3 separate regions of the Homo sapiens genome follow, and regions 2 and 3 are each linked to region 1. A link is a loop called in an ENCODE intact Hi-C map of the cell type or tissue named here. Cell type or tissue: PC-9. All regions are shown on one strand. Each heading gives the region's core, and the rest is flanking DNA. Links, peaks and the distances in the headings are about the cores only.

Region 1 (6,039 bases), core at 302-5,301:
AGCCACAATTTACCTATTCCAGCCTCTAAAACTATCCTATTTCCACACCACCCTGCTGTGGGAAAATTAACACTGGCATGTCCACACGTATACATGCCACCTATAGAAAACAAAGCGGCTCTCAATAAAGTCATGTCTTTGACATATTCATTGTCCTTCTAGATTCTAGAAACGTATTAACCTGGTTTTTTTTTTTTTTTAAAAAGCCCTAAACTTTATTCTTGAAGTAGAGTTTCTAAAATGAACCCTATTTTATCTTTGCTAAAATGGTTTTAACAGCAGTCTCCCCTTGAAATGAACTTTTTTTTCAGTTATCCCTTTTCTTATGATTATTTCACTGAAAATGAATTTAAGATCATTAAAGCAGATATCTAGATACATTTTTACTGAGCTTCATATTCATCAAAAACAAAGCTCTGTACATGGATAAAGTAATTTTTCCTATACACAGATAATTACTATAGCAATTAAACTGAAGTAAATGTGGTGAAAGAGAAGCGTGGTTTAAATGCTGCAGGAGTGTAGGCCTGAGAGATCATCTAACTGAAGAAAGAATAGAAGGTTTCAGACAACAGGTATTATCCATGGTGACCTTAAAAGACACATAGGATTTCAACAGGAGAAAGGGATGAAGGGAATTCCAAGTAGAGGGAGAAGTGTGAACCAGGTAAGAAGCCAAATGGTGGATAAAGACGCACAATAGAGAAAAGGACTGGAAATAGCAATTGAAGACCTTGAATACCCAGCTAACAAATTTGACCTCATTCAGTAAACACTGGAGAGTCCTGATTTTTCATCACCGGAAGGAACTGTCAGATCTGGGCTTTAAAAGACCAGTTTAATTGCAAGTGTCCTGTGGGCTAGATAAGATCTGGGCTTTAAAAGACTAATTCAATTACAAGTGTCCTATGGGCTAATAAGCAGACCAGATCTGAAACAAATTTGACCAGATCACCAGAACCAATTTTCTTTAAAATATCCCCATCCTCTGGAAAAATTGGCAAAATTAGAAAAGGATTTTCTCAGTAGAAAAAATGCTTTCAACAACCTTTGGAAAGATAAAATCATGGATAAATTACCATATATTTGTCACAGGAAGTAGACCAGGCATTTTAGCTTGGTGTAAATTTCTGAGCCATGAAATTATTGAATATTGCTATGAAAGTCTTTTAGAAACTACTTTATCAAACCCCTTCATATGGTATCTGGAAAAACCAGGATCCACAAGGAAGCCATTTGGGCTTGTGCAGTAGAGTAAAACTTAGTGTGTGTTAAATACAGGGTCTACTAATGAAAGACCAGTGTTTAGCATTCTTCTGTGCTCATCTGTCCAATGATAGGGACAAATACTCTTTTTCATACAGGGCCATATAGTACAGTGGAGGTCTGTGTTCAAATCCCAGATTCTCCACTTAATTCTTGGGTGAGCAAGTGACCAACTGTCTGTTTTTATTTCCTTTTCTCTAAAAAAACGTTGGCGGGGGAAAATGAGTACCTGTTTTATAGGGCTGTTGTGGGGATTAAGTGAACTAATTTATATAAAGTTCTTAGAACAATGACTAGCCCAGAGTAAGTGCTCCATCAGTGTTAGTCATTCTTATTTATAGAAAGAATATCAGAACCAGAGCTCTTCCAGAATAGAAGCAGTTGCTTCAACCAGCAGGAAATGTTCTGTTGATGGACAAGTCCAAGCCCCAAAGCCTCACCAGGATGGTGGCCTAGCATCACATGGTCTAGGTTAGGAGGTCTACCTGCCCTACACAATGTCTCGGTCTTTGAAATAAGAATAAAATGATGAGTGTTACAGTTTTATGGAACAAAGTAAGAATCCAATAACAATTCAGTGTTCCATTTAAACCATATCATGCAAAGTAAATCATTTATCTCATTTTATAGATAGGAATCTGAGATATGCACACATTGAGGGTCTTTTGACTACAACTCCAGGGTCTTTCTCCTGCTGAACCCTGTGTGGCCGTGGAACAATCATAAGTGAACATAATATACAAGATGTAGGACATGGGCCCGACAAGAGAATCAACACGTCTCTAAGTGCAGACAAAATCATAAGAATTACAGGGGCTCCTAGATTGGAGAGGCCTTAACCAGGGCTTTGGAATTATGGCAGCAAAAGAATCTCTTTGGTGAAACTGCATCTTAAAAACACTATGTAGAATCGAATCTGGATGCAATGCTAGCATTCAGAACAAAACCCAGTTATTGGATACTTAATATAAGTTAAATATTCAATTATGAAGTTTTATGCACACTAAGGAATTGCTTGCTATCTCTTTAGTAATTGATGTATTTCCATACCCGATCAGAAACTAAATCAGCTCTCCACTTTCCAGGACATAAAACTTTCCAATTTGTTTGCATTTCAAAAAATTGCTCACACACACACATTTGAATTATGACTCATGAAAAGAGAAATAACAATACAGTCAGTCACACGTTGCTTAACAGCAGGGATATGTTCTGAGAAATTGTCGTTAAGTGATTTCATGGTTGTGCAAACATCATAAAGTGCACTTAACACAAATCTAGATGGTATAAGCTACTACACACCTAGGCTATATGGCATAGCCTATTATTCCTGGGATACAAACCTGTACAGCACGTCGCTGCTTACCTCAGAAGCACCATAAACATGTGAGTAATTATGATGGCTATACTGTCACTCGATGACAGGAATTTTTCAGCTCCATCATAATCTTGTGAGACCACTGTCACATACGCAGTCTACAGTTGACCAAACATCATTATGTGGCACATGACTGTACTTTTTATTTGTACATTTCTTTCTAGTTTCTATTGTGCTGTACTATCCATCATAGCAACTGAACTTATAACAATGCTGTGTGGTAGGTATTGCTATCCTTGATTTTATGGTCAAGACGTCAAAACATTGACTGGTGCAGAGTCACCCAGATAATTAGGCCAAAGCCATAGAAACAAAATCTGATGACTCCATGTCTAATGCTTTTCGTGCCACGACAGAGCCATCATGAACAGTGAACATGAAGGATCTCCACCAAGCTTGATGTCTGGGAACTATTCAACCCTCGGTGGAAGTTTGTTGGGTTCCCATGTTTATCTGAGTTATTTTACCAGGTTCCTGTAGGACTCACTCATCTCACTGGACTCTGCTGCCCTAACCCAAGGGGACTAGGCAGGTTTTCCCAATGCCAGATGGTTGGGCTGGGAGAAGCATTATAAACGAAATGAGTGAGCCACTACATCCCAGGGGAAATGCCGCTTGGATCTTTGAGAAGAGGCCAAGGGGGTGCCTGACAAGACCCAAAGGGAACCGTTATTATGGGCAATTCACAGGGTCCATGTTCTGGCCCTTCCCCTCACAGGCTCATAAATTCCTCCTGTCAGAGCTACAGATTTGACTGGGCCCAGAGCACTGACTCACACTAGTAATGCGCACAGAGACATTCATCAAATTAGCTGCCAAATCTGCTCGTTCGCAATGAGGAAACTCATTGTCAAGGGGATGGGTGCTCGTGTCAGCCTGACCAGCTGTGGGCAGCCTACAGGGAGAGTCAAGTAACCAGAGGCTCTTTCGTGGGCCTCACCCTGATTAGTGGCAGAGAATTAACTGGATGATCAAAATGTTTAGTGGTCAGAGGCGGGATAACAGATGACACTTCTGTCTCATTGCAGGACAGACTTATCAGAGAGAGAGAGAAACTGAGGCCAGTCTGACCAGATGTGTCATCATAAGGCTGCTGAGATGACACTGGCACCCTCTGTGACCCTCCTTTAGCTGAGTTTGTTCCGTACCAACTCCGTTCTGACAGACACATTCTGAACTACATTTCTGAATGTCAAGTTTGGCTGTAGCCAGGACTAATTCTGGCCCGTGAGTCATTCTGATTCTTTAAAGAGATTTTGCCCCACTCAAAACTAATACTTTCTATGTTGATTTCTGAGCCTAATTCCCAGAGTGCAATCTGATGTCCCTTATTTTCAAGTTTGTGGTGAGACTACACTCATCACTGTCAGCCCTGTGTCAGAACAGTCTGACTCACCCATTTCACTTTTGCAAAGTAAAAAAAAACAAACTTTAAAAATTCTTATTACAAAACCAACATAAGCCCTGTATTTAAAAACTAGTAAACATATGTACACACATCCACACACAGATTTAATCTCCTTTAATCCCAATGACTCAGTACATTCTGTCAATTCTCTTTATGTACACATTTTAATAAAATAATAATATTTTGAAAATTGCTTTTTCACTTTACATATTATGAACATCTTTGTTAACAAATAGAATTCTAAAACATCATTTGGATGACTATCTGCTATTCCATTCTATGAATAAAATTAAAATTATTTAAGCAAGCGTCAGTGGTTGGATATTTAGGTTGTTTCCAACTTTTTGCTCTTACGGCACACTGCACTGCAGATCCTTATGGATGAATATTTTTAATAAACATTTTATTTTAGAAGTATTTTAGGTTTGCAGAAAAGTTGCAGCCAGTATAGAGTTCCCATAATATAGAGTTCCCCTAATGTTAACATCTTATATTACCATGGTACATTTGTCATAACTGAAAAACCAACATTGGTATGTTAACATTAACTATACTCCAGACTTTATTCAGATTTCATTAGCTTTTCTACCAATGTCCCTGTTCCGTTCCAGGATCCAAATAAACATATCACATTGCATTTAGTGTAGCTGAATTTTTACGCACACATATACAAGAATTCCGTGACTTAGGCAATGGGGTTATGTCCTCATAAACCCATCATAAGTTGAAAATATCCTAAGTTGATAATGCATTTAATCCAACTAACCTACTGAACATCATAACTTAGCCTGGCCTATTTTAAACATGCTCAGAACACTTACATTAGCCTACAGCTGGGCAAAATTATCTAACACAAAACTTATTTTATTAGAAAGTGTCGAATAGCTTATGTAACTTCTTGAATACTATACTGAAAGTGAAAAACAGAATGATGGTGTAGGTACTGAAAGTATGGTTACTACTATACCATGCATATTGCTTCTGCACCATAGTCAAGTCCAAGGCTCTTAAGCAGAACCATCATTAAGTTGGGGACCATCTGTATTACTTCCATTTATTCCTGGACATGAAAGAATAAACTCCTGGAAGTGCTGGACCAAAAGACACAGAAGTTTTGAAATTTTTTGATACACGTAACTGAATTGCCCACCAGAAGTGTTATACCAACGCACATTCCTCCCATTAATGCATTAGAATGTCCATATACATGCTGACAATGCTGTTTCTTGTAACCACTTTGAACCCTATTATGATGGTGTCACAGCAAAGTCAAATTATAGAAAGAATAAGCTGATTAATGTTGAGGGCCCTATCTCTGTTTATCTGGCTGGGTGCAGGGAGGTTTTAGCATATGTGCAGATTGGTGAGCTATATGTCCTTCAAGCAATCCTCTAATGTCTTATGTGATGACTAGCTAAGCCTTGAATAGATATCAAGAAGTAGTGAGCCTAACGGTCAATGCATGGCCAGAGAAGTGTACCTGGGAGCTCTTTCATGTTGCCAAGATTACAGTCGTCTTCAGTACAGCTCCATAGACACGTGTGCTGGAAGGAATCAATGTGCTGTACTACATCAGCTTTCAAGTTTTTTTTTTTTTCTACCATGACTCCCTGCTCAAAAGCACATTTTAAGTCCCTAGAAAAAATTATTTACTATGAGCAATGCTGTCTGAAATTTTCCATTCTATTCGATTTCAATGCGTAATCTTACAAGCACTGAACTTGTGCTGTCTGCTATAGACCCGCAGCCACATGGCTAGCGAACACTGAAATGTGGCTAGTCTGAATTGAGGTTTGCCAAAAGTGGAAAATACACACCAGATTTCTCGAATTTAATTCAACAAAGTGAATGTGCAACATCTCATTAACAATTTTATATTAATTACATGCTGCAGTGATAATATTTTGTGTATATTAGATTAAATAAAATATATTATTAAAATTAACTTCAACTGTTTTTATTAATGTGGCTACCAAAAAATTCTAAA
Region 2 (6,039 bases), core at 760-5,759, 280 kb after region 1:
CTCCTGCAAATAACAACACTGCTGTAGATTGGCCTTTTGGGATACCTTTCCAGGTTTTTTGCATGTCTGACACCCATGGCTCCACCGGGATAAGCTTCTGTTGTCCCCACCCAGAAGCAATTTGGCCCACAAGAGGACAGTTTTAACCCTCTATGATTTCCTCTCCACCCCCAACCAATCAGCAACAAGCACCTGTTACCTGGCCACCCTCACCCTTTCCTTCAAACCACCTTTGAAAAACCCCTAACCTATGCACGAGATGACTTGAGTACAAAACTCCGTCTCTCATGTGGCATGGCTAGTCTATGTCTCTTAAACTCTTTCTCCACTACAATGCCATGGTCTTTCTTTATCCAATGGGCAAGAGAACCCCTCAGGCAGTTACAAATGTCAGAGTTAAAACAGGACACTGATATAGCTGAATGGTCTTCCTAGAACGTAAGGCAGGAGAAGGGTCTCCCACTAGGGTTTAAGTTTTCTCTGTGGAATAATATGGATCCTCGTGTTGGACATGAAAAGGAAGGAGAAAGAGAGCAGCATCCTCCAAAAACTCTGACCATCCAGGCAGCACCTTGCTCCCCAGGAGGAGCTGGCTCTCTTCTTACCCATCATTGGCTCCCTATCCCCTCAGGAGCCCCCACTCCAAGCTAGACACATCCTCCTTGGGCAGGTCTTTCCTGACCTCCATCCAGAAGGCAGGGCTGGAGGCTCCCCCACCATCCCTCCTTGCTGGAGCAGACCTTGACTGAGGCCCTTTGCTGTAGGAATAGTGAACTTGCCTTTTCTCCTGGGTATTCCCTATCAGACCAAGAAGGCCAGGACCTGTGCTCAGCTGCCTCATGTCCCCAGCAGTGACACGTTCCTGGCTCAGCACAGGTGCTCAGCCAATGTTTGCATAACCCAATGCAGCAGAAGGCTCAGAAAGAGAATAGATACTCTGGGCAAATTGGTAATAGAAGGTAAGTCACCGTCACCAGCCTAATGTGATCCTTGCCAATCTAGTCCTTCAGGAATCCCCAGTGAACTCCAGATTCCTGGTGATACGGGAACTAGAAAGAAATTACTCAGGCAGATAGTGAGGGTAAAAGAGTCCTCGGCAGAATTTCCCTTTTAACAAAAAGCAGCCTCAAAATCCTTTCTTTTCTAACAAAGAGCAGCCTGAAAAATTGAGCTCCAGACATAGATAAGCAAGCTGGAAGCCTGCACAGGTGAATGCTGGCAGCTGTGTCAATAGAAAAGTGCTACCTGGGGGCCAGGCATGTTCAACATGGAGGCACCATCTTCTCTTTTGCCACCACGTGTACTGTAAAGAAACAACATGGCGCCAACCAGGCAGAGAACCATTTGCAAGACAAAAGATTAGGGTGAGGGCAGCCAGAAACTCACACCCTATGCAAATGAAACACCTGGTCCAACCAATCCTTTGCACCCTGTGTAAATCAGACACTGCCTCCTCAGGCTCATCTATAAAACCTCCTACATTTCACAGTGAAAGCAACAACCCACTTCTCCAGGACCCCTCTCTGCTGCAGAGAGCTCTTCTCTTTCGCCCATTAAACTTCCACTCTGAACCTCACTATGTGTCCACGTCCTAGTTTTCCGTGACTGTGACACAACGAATCTTGGGTATCATCTCCAAACAACAACACTGCTTCACTGGGCTCCCTTAACTTCAGGAGCTCAGCAACATCAGCAGGTCATTTAATCCCAACCACTCTCCTTTTATTTTCAGATGTCCTTAATTCAGACTCTGCTGCTATTCACTGAGGTTCTTCAAGTTCTCACATTATTGTGTTCCCTTTTCTAACCCTACCCTAATCCTACATTTCAGAATAGAAAAACGTATTTTACAATTCTTGGGCTTCAGAAGAAATAAAAACAGTCTCATATTTCATGAGCACTTTGCACAGTACTACCTTCGTCTCAATCCTCAAAAACAACCCTGAGCAGTGGGTTATTATTATCCCATTTTACAGGCAGGGGCTAGGTTACCTGCCTGCATTCACACAGCCAGTAATTGGCAGGTAGGATTTAAATCCTGGCAGGCCCTGCCCCAAGTCATGGGCTCTTTCCTCCATATTCTTGCTGCAATCAACATCAAATACCTGACAACTCTCCTTTAGCTTGGTCACTGGCTTCCATGAGAATACCAGTACCTTCTCATGGCATGTTGTCCTGCCCTTAGCAAATGGAAGTAAATGCTAATACTGTCTCAATGTCACAGGACTGTAAAAAAGGAGAATCACAGGCTCTAAAGCCAATTGAAAGTTGTGGAGCCTCTGATGTGTCCTTGTGTTGCTCATCAGAACAGCTTGTTCCAAGGCGTAATGTCTACTTTGAGAAAGCCCCAGCATGGCTCCTAGGGCTAGGCTGCCACAACACTCATAAATCGCAGTGACACTCATGTTTACAACATCTCTGTCTGCTCTTCATAAATGGAATTCACACAATTCAGGTGAGCTGGAGAATTAGGCTTATGAGCATGGCATCTGGATATGAAAGTGAAAAAATGTCCACGCTGGAAAGATATTGGAAATACCCAGCCCAGTACTCTTATTCTACCCATAAAGCAGCTGAAGTTCAAGATCCTAGCCTGACTCTGGCCCTCAGACTGCCCATCTGAGGGAAGGGTGAACTCACTCCTCCACTGAGGTTCATTCTAATCTAACTATCTGTGAGACTAGAGGCCCCACTGAGGCTCAAACCCAGCTCTCTGGCCTGGAAGTGCACTAATCTCTGGACTGGAAGGGAACATGGCAGAAACAATAAACAAAAATGGAGCCAAGCATGCTTCTTCTAAGACAGGAGAAAGAAGGATCCATGGCCCATTTGGGGGCTACAGATGGCTGTCTTTTGTTGCATAAAATAGAATCCATCACGATTGGTTTCACTTTCCTTCCCACAAATAATCCAAACCTTCGGATCAAGACCCAAGACACATGCTGTCAGCCAAGTGTGTTGAGCATACACAGAACAAAGTGAAGGCCAAGCTTTAGGTACTCAGCTCACAAGGAGCTGGTACCCCACGTGGAGAGCAGCAAGAAATAAACAAAAAGGTGCCAACTCTTCACTAGCCGGCTACACTGTCTTAATCTTAATGACAGTGATTTGAATGGAAAAGGAATGCAGGAGCAGGCCATTTATCACTCTTAAATAATAAGTTAAAGTTACAGAGATTGAATTGGGCCAAGACTGGCTTTTAATACCGAGAGGGGGGATAAATCAATTATGGAACTCGCACGCCTCCTAGTGGCATATCTGGATTACTGCTGGGGAGGCTTCCTCTCCCACTTGGAACCATCGGCCCTGCCCCAAGGTTCACCGGGACATGATCAGTCCATATCAACTGAGAGCTTCCTTTAGACCAGGCTCTGGGCTATGTGCCATTGCATAATTAGTATCATTAATGCTCACACTAGGTGACTCTCATTAGACCCATTTTATAGACAATGAAAGAAAAGCTCAAAAAGCTTCCATCACTTGCCCAGACTTACGGTGGAAAGGATTCCAACCAAGATTTGTGGAATTCCCTGTTCAGAGCTCCCTCCCCAACATCACACTGAGTACAGAGTGTTGAGGATACAGAGGTGAATAAGATCCAGAACTGTTGGGCCGTTTGATCTTACCGCGTTCACATATTTTAACTGGGCAGGAAGACTCATATTAAATAACCAGAACGCAAAGTCCTAAGTGCTGTTTGCAAAAGGAGTCCAGTTCATGTGCTCCGGGATCCCAGTCCTCCCGAACCCCGGAGCATCCCTGACTCAGCACCCAGGCCCGGGGAAGCAGGGGGCTGGTGCGTAGGCCACTACATTGTTAGTGAGGCCAACTTGAAGAACCGCCTGCTTCCAGCCTGACACTTATGTAAGAAATGAGGCCCTGGGTTGAATCGCTGTAAAAAAAAAAAAAAAAAACAGACATCATTAACCAGCCTAAACCTTCAAACGCTCCAAGTCAAGGCAGAGTCAAAAGAGAGTTAACAAGCCTTCCAATTTGTCTTTTACAGGGGTTGACTTGTCAGGTCAAGGAAGATACAGGATCCTATGGGAACTCTACACAGCGAAAGTCAGCCTGTTATTTTGGCTTGTTGATAGAACTGGCAGGTTAAGAAATGACTGTGGCCAAAGAAGATGCGGGCATCTATTTTTGCAAGGTACCAGGTTGCCATTTTCTGCTTGGCACTGGCAGCAAACTGTCCCACAAGAGAGAAAAACAGTCACAGATTTCTTCACATGCTGGCCTTTTACATACATAGAATTTATGTGGTAGGGATTTTTTTCTTTTATTGATGTATATAAATACATTTCTATAGAAATAATATCATACTTTACACACTATTTTGCAAACTGCCTTTTTCCACCTATACTGTGAATAGTTTCTCAATTACTTAAATATTCTTCATCTTTGATATCTGAAATTCTAATTTATAGATTTAGCTAATTTTGAAATGTATAACTATTTAAAAATAGAAAATGAAGCTTATATGGCTTCAAATTTTTAAAAATCCCTTTATTCCATTTCTTTCTTTTATTATTATTCTTGGGTTTTTTTCTTTACCTTTTAGCTTCTTCTAAGGAAAACAACACTAAAAAATCCTTAAAGCTAAGGTTTTGTTACATTTTCATCTTTCACATTTAACTCTATGTGTGACATATTTTTCCAAATATTTAACCAGTAGCTCCACATCTTTTATTCACATAATGTAGAGGTTAAGGGTGTGAACTTCGGTGTTAGATCTGGGTTCAAATTCTGATTCAAAATCATACTAACTGGGTGACTTTGGGCTGGGCAGTGACTGTGCCTAAGCTTCATTCCCTTGTCTGTAATAAATGAGTAATGATAGGCCAGGCACGGTGGCTCACGCCTGTAATCCCAGCACTTTGGGAGGCGGATGCGGGCGGAACGCGAGGTCAGAAGATCAAGACCATCCTGGCTAACATGGTGAAACCCCGTCTCTACTAAAAATACAAAAAATTAGCCGGGCGTGGTGGCAGGCGCCTGTAGTCCCAGCTACTCAGGAGTCTGAGGCAGGAGAATGGCGTGAACCCGGAAGGCGGAGTTTGCAGTGAGCTGAGATCGTGCCACTGCACTCCAGCCTGGGCAACAGAGCAAGACTCCACCTCATAAATAAATAAATAAATAAATGAGTAATGATAACTCATGCTTCCCTGGGCTACTACAAGAAGTAAATAAATAATACAGCAATAATATTGCATTATCTTTTGCCTGTCTCATATAAATGTAAATAAATACATTATCGTTTTGTATGGAAAGCCCTTTACGAGAGACAGGCAAAAAGATAATGTTCAATAAATGTTATTAGTATTTCTTCCCTATTAATTCAAACTACAGTTGACCTTGAACAAGAAGGGTTTGAATTGCGGGGGTCCACGTATACGCAGATTTTTTCAATAAGAGTGCGCCCACCTCTCCTGCCTCCCCTTCCACCTCCTCCGTGTCTTCTGCTTCTGCCACTCCTGAGACAAAACCAACCCCTCACTTTCCTCTTCCTCAGCCTACTCAATGCTAAGATGACAAGGATGAAGATCTTTATGATGATCCACTTTCACTTAATGAATAGTAAATATATTTTTTCTTCCTTATTCTTTTTTTTTTTTTTTTTTTTTGAGATGGAATCTCGCTCTTTTGCCCAGGCTGGAGTGCAGTGGTGCAATCTCAGCACACTGCAACCTCCACCTCCCAGGTTCAAGCGATTCTCCCGCCTCAGCCTCCCGAGTAGCTGGGATTACAGGTATGTGCCACCACACCCGGCTTTTTCTTTCTTTCTTTTTTTTTTTTTTAGTAGAGACAGGGTTTCACTGTGTTGGCCAGGCTGGTCTTGAACTCCTGACTTCAAATGATCTGCCCACCTCACCCTCCCAAAGTGCTGGGATTACAGGTGTAAGCCACTGTACCCAGCCTATGACTTTCTTAATTTTCTTCTCTCTAGTTTACTGTAAGAATATAGTATATAATACATATAACATACAAAATATGTGCTGACGGTTTATACTGCCAGGAAGGCTTCCAGTCAACAGT
Region 3 (6,039 bases), core at 642-5,641, 65 kb after region 1:
TTTCCTCTTTGTCCAGATCCTCCTGAAATTGCATCCAGGAGGGAACACGCATGGTGGCCTAGGATGGAAGTGGTGTTACTATATTTTATAATGCAGCCCTACAGCCAGACAGTGACCTAGCCTAGCATAGGTAAAAATGCAGATCACATTACTGATTACAAATGGAACCGAGTTTGGGGTACCTATGAAAAATACCAGAAAGAAACCTCTATCACCTCCCACCAGTCTGATACTTTGTCATTCTCCTTGTCTCTAAAAAGACATTTTATAACTGAATTAATAGGAAAGTCAGTGAGCATCTCTAGGGGACTTTTTGCCCATGTACTGAGTTCCTACTGGGATCCGCTCCATAGACCAAGATCACTTTGTTATAAATGTCTTAGATTTAGGCCTCAATTTCCCCAATCCACAATGTTTTCCCATTTGCTTTGCCCCAGGTCTGATCTGTCTTCCTCAAATCACCTCCTAGGTGCATGCTTGGAGAAGTGGAGCAGTTAAGAGCTTTTGCTCCAGCCCTGTCTCCATGTAGTGCAATACCTGAACACCTGGAGACTCCTGCCCTTTCTGGTTGCAGGTGCATTGGGGACTCTATGGACTGATGGCTCTGCTCTGTGGCCTTCTGCCTCTGGAGAGGGAGAGGGTTCCTTATGATCCTTCTTTCCTCCTCAGGTGGTCTGACAGGGGATGGGAGGGTGCTGGGGGTAGGGTGGTGGTGGCAGCAAAGGTTCATGTCTGATTTTTCTTGAGCATTTAAGACAATACACAGCACACAGAAGGCGCTCAGTCAACCTTTGTTGAATGAATGAATGAATGAATGAACAAAGGAACACGTGAAAAGCAACTGATGTTGAGCCTGGAGAAGCTAGTATTTTCTCTCAGAATTCTCTGGGCACCCTCTATTCTTCTGGCCAATGCCTAGTGTTAGAGGAGAGCCCTTCTTCCTCAGGAGGGAAGGGGAAATAAGGAACATGTATTGGGCACCAGTTGTGTGCCAGGAACTTTACTTACATTGGCTCAGACAATCCTCACAGCAACCCTGTGAAGGTGGTATTACTAGCCCCCATTTTACAGTTGAGGAAACTGAGATTCTCACTGCTAAGCCACTTGCCCAAGGACATAGAGCTGGTAAGTGGCATGGTGGGAATTAGAACACCTTGATCCAGCTGGCTGTGAACACTTGATGCTTGCTACAGTGCACCAAGCTGGCCTGATAGCAAAGTTATTGCAAGAACTGACTCAGGCCCACAGCCTCATAGGCTAAGTTCTCCCTAGTGAACTTCCAGAGAGTCAGGCTGCCCTGTGATGGGGTGGGTGGGAATAAAGGGAGCTAGCACAACACCCCATCTGTAGAGGTGTGCAAGCCTGGTGCCATGTGGTGGCTGGTCTGGCTAGTCACCAAAGCTTCTCTCAACCCTTAGGTCCCTCGCCTTGGTTCCAAGAGATAAAGGATTCTCTCCCAGGTTGCTTTGGGCCTCAGGGCTATTCTCCTGCTCCTTCCACTGCAAACCAATCCAAGAAATCACACGGTTTGGGATCAAAGCTGCTGGGAGGCGTCCTGAAGCACTCTGTGCTGACCCGCTGCTGATCCCTTGAGCTGCTGGGGAGGTCTGGGGAGTATCTTCGTGGTGGGGCTGGGGCCATCCACCCACAGGAGGCTGCCTGAGGGGAGAGAAACCCAAGAAGGCTTCTGTCTCCTCTCCTTAAAGCGGAGCCAGTCTTAAGAGCAGAAACAAGCTCAACTTGAATCACTCTTTTCAGCTCTTTCTGAGCAGCTGCCGGGACTGTGGCGTGAAGAGGAAATGGGAGGACTCAAAGCAACTTCCATGGATTTTCTTAGAAAGTGCTCACCCTTGTTTCACCCAGAAAATAGCATCAGAGGACATCTCTAAAGCTTCTCATTAGGACCCTTAGGATCAAGGCAAATGCTCGTCCTTGAGGAGCATGAAAATGGAAAACCGTTTGCTAACTGCTGCTTGTAGATCTGTCACCCCAAAACCATTGTAGAAATTGGCAAAGAGCTCAGAGACAGAGTTTCATTTCTTGAATCCAAGGTAAAAAAAAAAAAAAAAAAAAAAAAAAAAAAAAAAAAGAATCCAAGGTAACAAAAAAAAAAAAAAATTCATGCTGGGTGGTCAGATTGGTTTCATCACGTGATCAGGACCTTCAGCGGCATTAATGTTCGGTAACAAGCACGAACATGAAATGATGAATCTGACGAATACTAAAAAGTCCCAGAATTATATGTTATAGCTGTTTGCCTTCTGCCATGTTTACTCAAGTGTTTGATCTTTTCCTGCTCCCAACTGCATGAATTTCAAGAGGGAAATACTTGTGAATTTTGTTTTTATACTGTATCCCCCCTTCAGGCTGAGATTCCAAGGCTGTCAGTAGTACTACCTAAGTGGGGAAGACTTTGGGAGAAAGGCATAACATACCCAGTTAGGAATCCAGTGTTACTGAGGAACTGAAAGACAGCCTGACCATGTCACCACCATTTTTATGATAATCATTTCCTTTTTAGTTTCAAGGATGGCCATACTTTTTCTGTTGGTGTATTTCTATAAAGCAGCTTCTTTGCCCGTTAAAACATATTAACCACCAAGACAGAAAATTAGGAATTAGTCACATTATTAGATTGATAAATATGCACTAACAACTCTTGACTTGGGTGAGGCAGCAAATGGAAACAGAAATCCCACTGAACCAGGCTGTATCCCAGCTCTCCAGTGAGCGGCAGCCTCCCTAAGCCTCAGGTGTCTTGTCTTCAAGCTGGGAATGACTGCTTCTTCCCGGCCTAAGGATTCTGTGAGCACCAACTTGGAACCCTGTATATGAGATGCCTTTGTCAACCATGCTACACCTTCTTCAATGTGGAACATGACAGATATTGATCAGCATGGTGGCCCCTGGCTTATTATCTGTAATGAAGGAATGGTCTTTCCAACATGACTGCTAGTCCCAGACACAAATAAAATAAAATTGTAGTCCCGCTGAATATTAAGGAAAAGTGGGGAGCAGCAATGATGTCATTAAACACAGGAAATCAGGCCTGGATGCTATTGAAATGTTTTAAATAAATGCACTCCATCATTGATCAGGCACCTCTTCTAGGTGGCAGTGGGGAAACTGAGGCACAGGCCCTCAGTTGAAGGGAAACCACCATCTTGTGAAGAGACCAGAAAACAGGGCAGATGTTAAAACCATGTGTCCTGAGGTGTGAGGTAAGCTCAGAGAACACCTGAGCCAAAATCAGGTGATCTGGGACAAGTACCTCAAAAAAGCTTTAATGATTGGAATCCAAGGGCGCACCGCCCAGAAGCAGAATGAACCCCCTCCAATTTGCTGCAAAGTGCCCAAGTTCACCTTTCATTCTTGCCCCAGGGATCGGCAGCCCAGGGAAACAGTTAGCTGTGCTCTTGTCTTTGCCCTTGTCTCTCGGGTGTACTTGTCATTCCCACCTGCTGCTGTGTTTATATTCTTCTGCGAGGCCATCAGCTTCTCGGCACAGGGGCTGAAGGTGATGGAAGTGGTGGCTGCTGCTGCTAACATCAAGTGTGAGCTCTCAGAGCTAATTCCACTAGGAGATACTCACACCCACCTCCCAGGGGTGGCACCTGGGAGTGTCCAGGAGGAAGAGTCAAGCCCGAAGAATGCCTAGACCATTGTTAAGGAGCTGCTCCTCCCCGCTGCTCTTTGTGTCATTTAGGCCAGGAGGATTAGGGCGTGTTTTGAGGTTGGCCTGGGGGGATGCCCCATTTCCCCAAACACAGAATGCAATTACAACAGAGGGAGGTCACAGGGCCTGATCTTGTAAGCAAATAATGCTGTCACTAGAGACGGAGAAACTAATGATTTATGTCATTTCCCTCTAACTCCTCACTTTCACGAAGCCCCATTACTCAGACCTGGGACAAAGGTCTGAGTAAGCTGGGGTCCCTCCCACACACAAGCCATGACATGATGAGCTGTTTCAGGCCATGTGCCTTCTGCATGGAGTTCCCTACCTCCACTTCTGTGCCTCAGGGAAGCTCCTACACATCCCATAAGGCCCCATTCAACTGTCACCTCCTGCCTGTAATCTGGACTAATCAGTAGAACTAACTGAATTACAGCACCAAGCCCTGAACTGCCATAGGTCAGCTGCAAACGGGCTGGGCATATTCGATGCCATGAAGAAGTAAGGGTTCTTATAGCAAAGAAGAAAATGCAAAGGAGTATTAGGTAGGAAATAAATAGCGCCTGCCATCAAAATAGTGCATTTTGTACTCCCCACCCATCATTTTCTCCTTTTGGTGACCATAAGATATATTAACATATTAAAGTTTTGAAAACTCTATATATCTTGTTCTACCCAAACTTTCCCTCACTCATATGGCCACAGGATGGATGTTTCTTTCACTTTTTTTTTTTTTTTTTTTGAGATGGAGTTTCGCTTTTGTTGCCCAGGCTGGAGTGCAATGGCATGATCTCCGCTCACTGCAACCTCCGCCTCCCAGGTTCAAGCAATTCTCCTGCCTCAGCCTCCCGAGTAGCTGGGATTACAGGAATGCACCACCACACCCGGCTAATTTTGTATTTTTAGTAGAGACGGGGTTTCTCCATGTTGAGGCTGGTCTCAAACTCCTGACCTCAGGTGATCTGTCTGCCTTGGCCTCCCAAAGTGCTGGGATTACAGGCGTGAGCCACCGCGCCCGGCCTCTTTCAATTTTTTATAACACCTATTAAAATTCTTTAGAAAACACGTTTGAGAAATGCTATCATCTATTTGAGACACGTAACATTTCTAGGAGATAAACATAATTATTCCCATTTTATAGATGATGAGATTGAGGCATCAGGTGATCAAGTAAGTTGTAAAAGTTTACCCAGCTAGGAAGCAGCAGAATCTGGGATTGGAAGCCAAGGCTTCCAACTCCAAGCTAGGTCTTTTTCCATTAAAACCAGATAGGTAGAGAAACAAAGAAACTAAGAGAAGAAAGACAGGTGGATTGTGCTGAATATAAGCAGAAAGAACTGCAAAAAGGAGAGGAAGTGAAGGAAAAAGGGCCTCTTCTGTTAAAGATAGGTCTAAGACAGCAGACAAAGGGCAAAGAGTGGCACTAGTGGCCTCAACTCCATTGGGACCTAGCAGGGGACTGAGTAAAGTGAGGCATTCAGGAAAGGGCCTAGGTCTTTACAGGCTTCTGTCTTTCCTTCCTTTGTTCAACAACCTAGCATTCATGTAACAAATTCTGATTGAGCATCTGCTCTGTTTCAGTCCTTGCTGGATACCAGAGAGAGGACACAGCTTTTAGCCTCTAAAAGATTCCACTCTCCCCAGATAACACGGACTTGTGACCACAGAACCCTTCTAACAATTTCCCTGAACACCCAGGACTCTTGCAGGCTGCCATGCTTTGCACATTCCATTCCTTTCCTGGAGAAAGTCTTTCCCATCTTCGCTTTCTAGAAAAATCTTGCTCAATTTTCCAAGCCCAGCTACACATGGCCCATCTCTGATGCAGCCTGTCCCAGATCCCCCATGGACAATGTGGCTATGGAGCCCCTGAGTCCCTTCTTAGGCTGCCCTGGCTTCTGCCACAGCTCTGTGCACTGTGGTCCGTGTAGAGGAGTTCTCATTCAGAGAGAGTTGGCCCTGAAGGAGTGGACTAAACGAGGGAAGCTCCCACAGCATGAAGAGCACCATCTTCCCAAGTCATCTTCACTTATGTTCCAACTCAAAGCAAGGGAGCAGAGCACAGCTGTGCAATGATGGGAAAGGTGTATACTGATCAGTAATCCTTATGGAAGAGAAAATAGTGAAGAGGAGGGAGGGGCTCTGTATGCCTTTGTAAATCAAAAGCACCCCAGACAGTATTTACTGCCTCAATTCTGTCAATAATGTATCATCGTCACAGCTCCATATGTCAGAGTTGGAAGTTAACATTCCAACATTCTGTTCCCTTTAGTAATGCTTGGATCTGGAGGATATGTGCTGGTCTGGAAAAAATTTTAAAAAGACTCAAAAAGGGCTGGACACGGTGGCTCATGCCTGTAATC

What was found. Hi-C counts contacts between places; a loop is a spot of excess contacts. Peaks named below come from ENCODE experiments on the same cell type or tissue, not always from the same donor. Only the 100,000 strongest peaks of a DNase experiment are listed, where the experiment ranks them.
Region 2: a loop joins it to region 1, with 2.3 times the contacts of the local background. A loop is called at or near these places in 8 of 110 quality-filtered maps.
Region 3: a loop joins it to region 1, with 4 times the contacts of the local background. A loop is called at or near these places in 10 of 110 quality-filtered maps.

What each region holds. Positions count from the first base shown.
Region 1 is chr9:108,475,185-108,481,223 of GRCh38, forward strand. No RefSeq gene overlaps it. Among named protein-coding and RNA genes, the nearest start is that of ACTL7B, 380 kb to the right of the region's middle. In PC-9, for the core only: a CTCF peak has its summit at 2,895; DNase peaks (open chromatin) are centred at 2,467, 3,457 and 3,987; H3K27ac peaks cover 2,532 bases.
Region 2 is chr9:108,758,730-108,764,768 of GRCh38, forward strand. No RefSeq gene overlaps it. Among named protein-coding and RNA genes, the nearest start is that of ACTL7B, 94 kb to the right of the region's middle. In PC-9, for the core only: CTCF peaks have their summits at 3,222 and 3,428; no DNase peak of the experiment used is centred there.
Region 3 is chr9:108,539,716-108,545,754 of GRCh38, forward strand. No RefSeq gene overlaps it. Among named protein-coding and RNA genes, the nearest start is that of ACTL7B, 310 kb to the right of the region's middle. In PC-9, for the core only: a CTCF peak has its summit at 3,457; a DNase peak (open chromatin) is centred at 3,736; H3K4me3 peaks cover 361 bases; H3K27ac peaks cover 1,641 bases.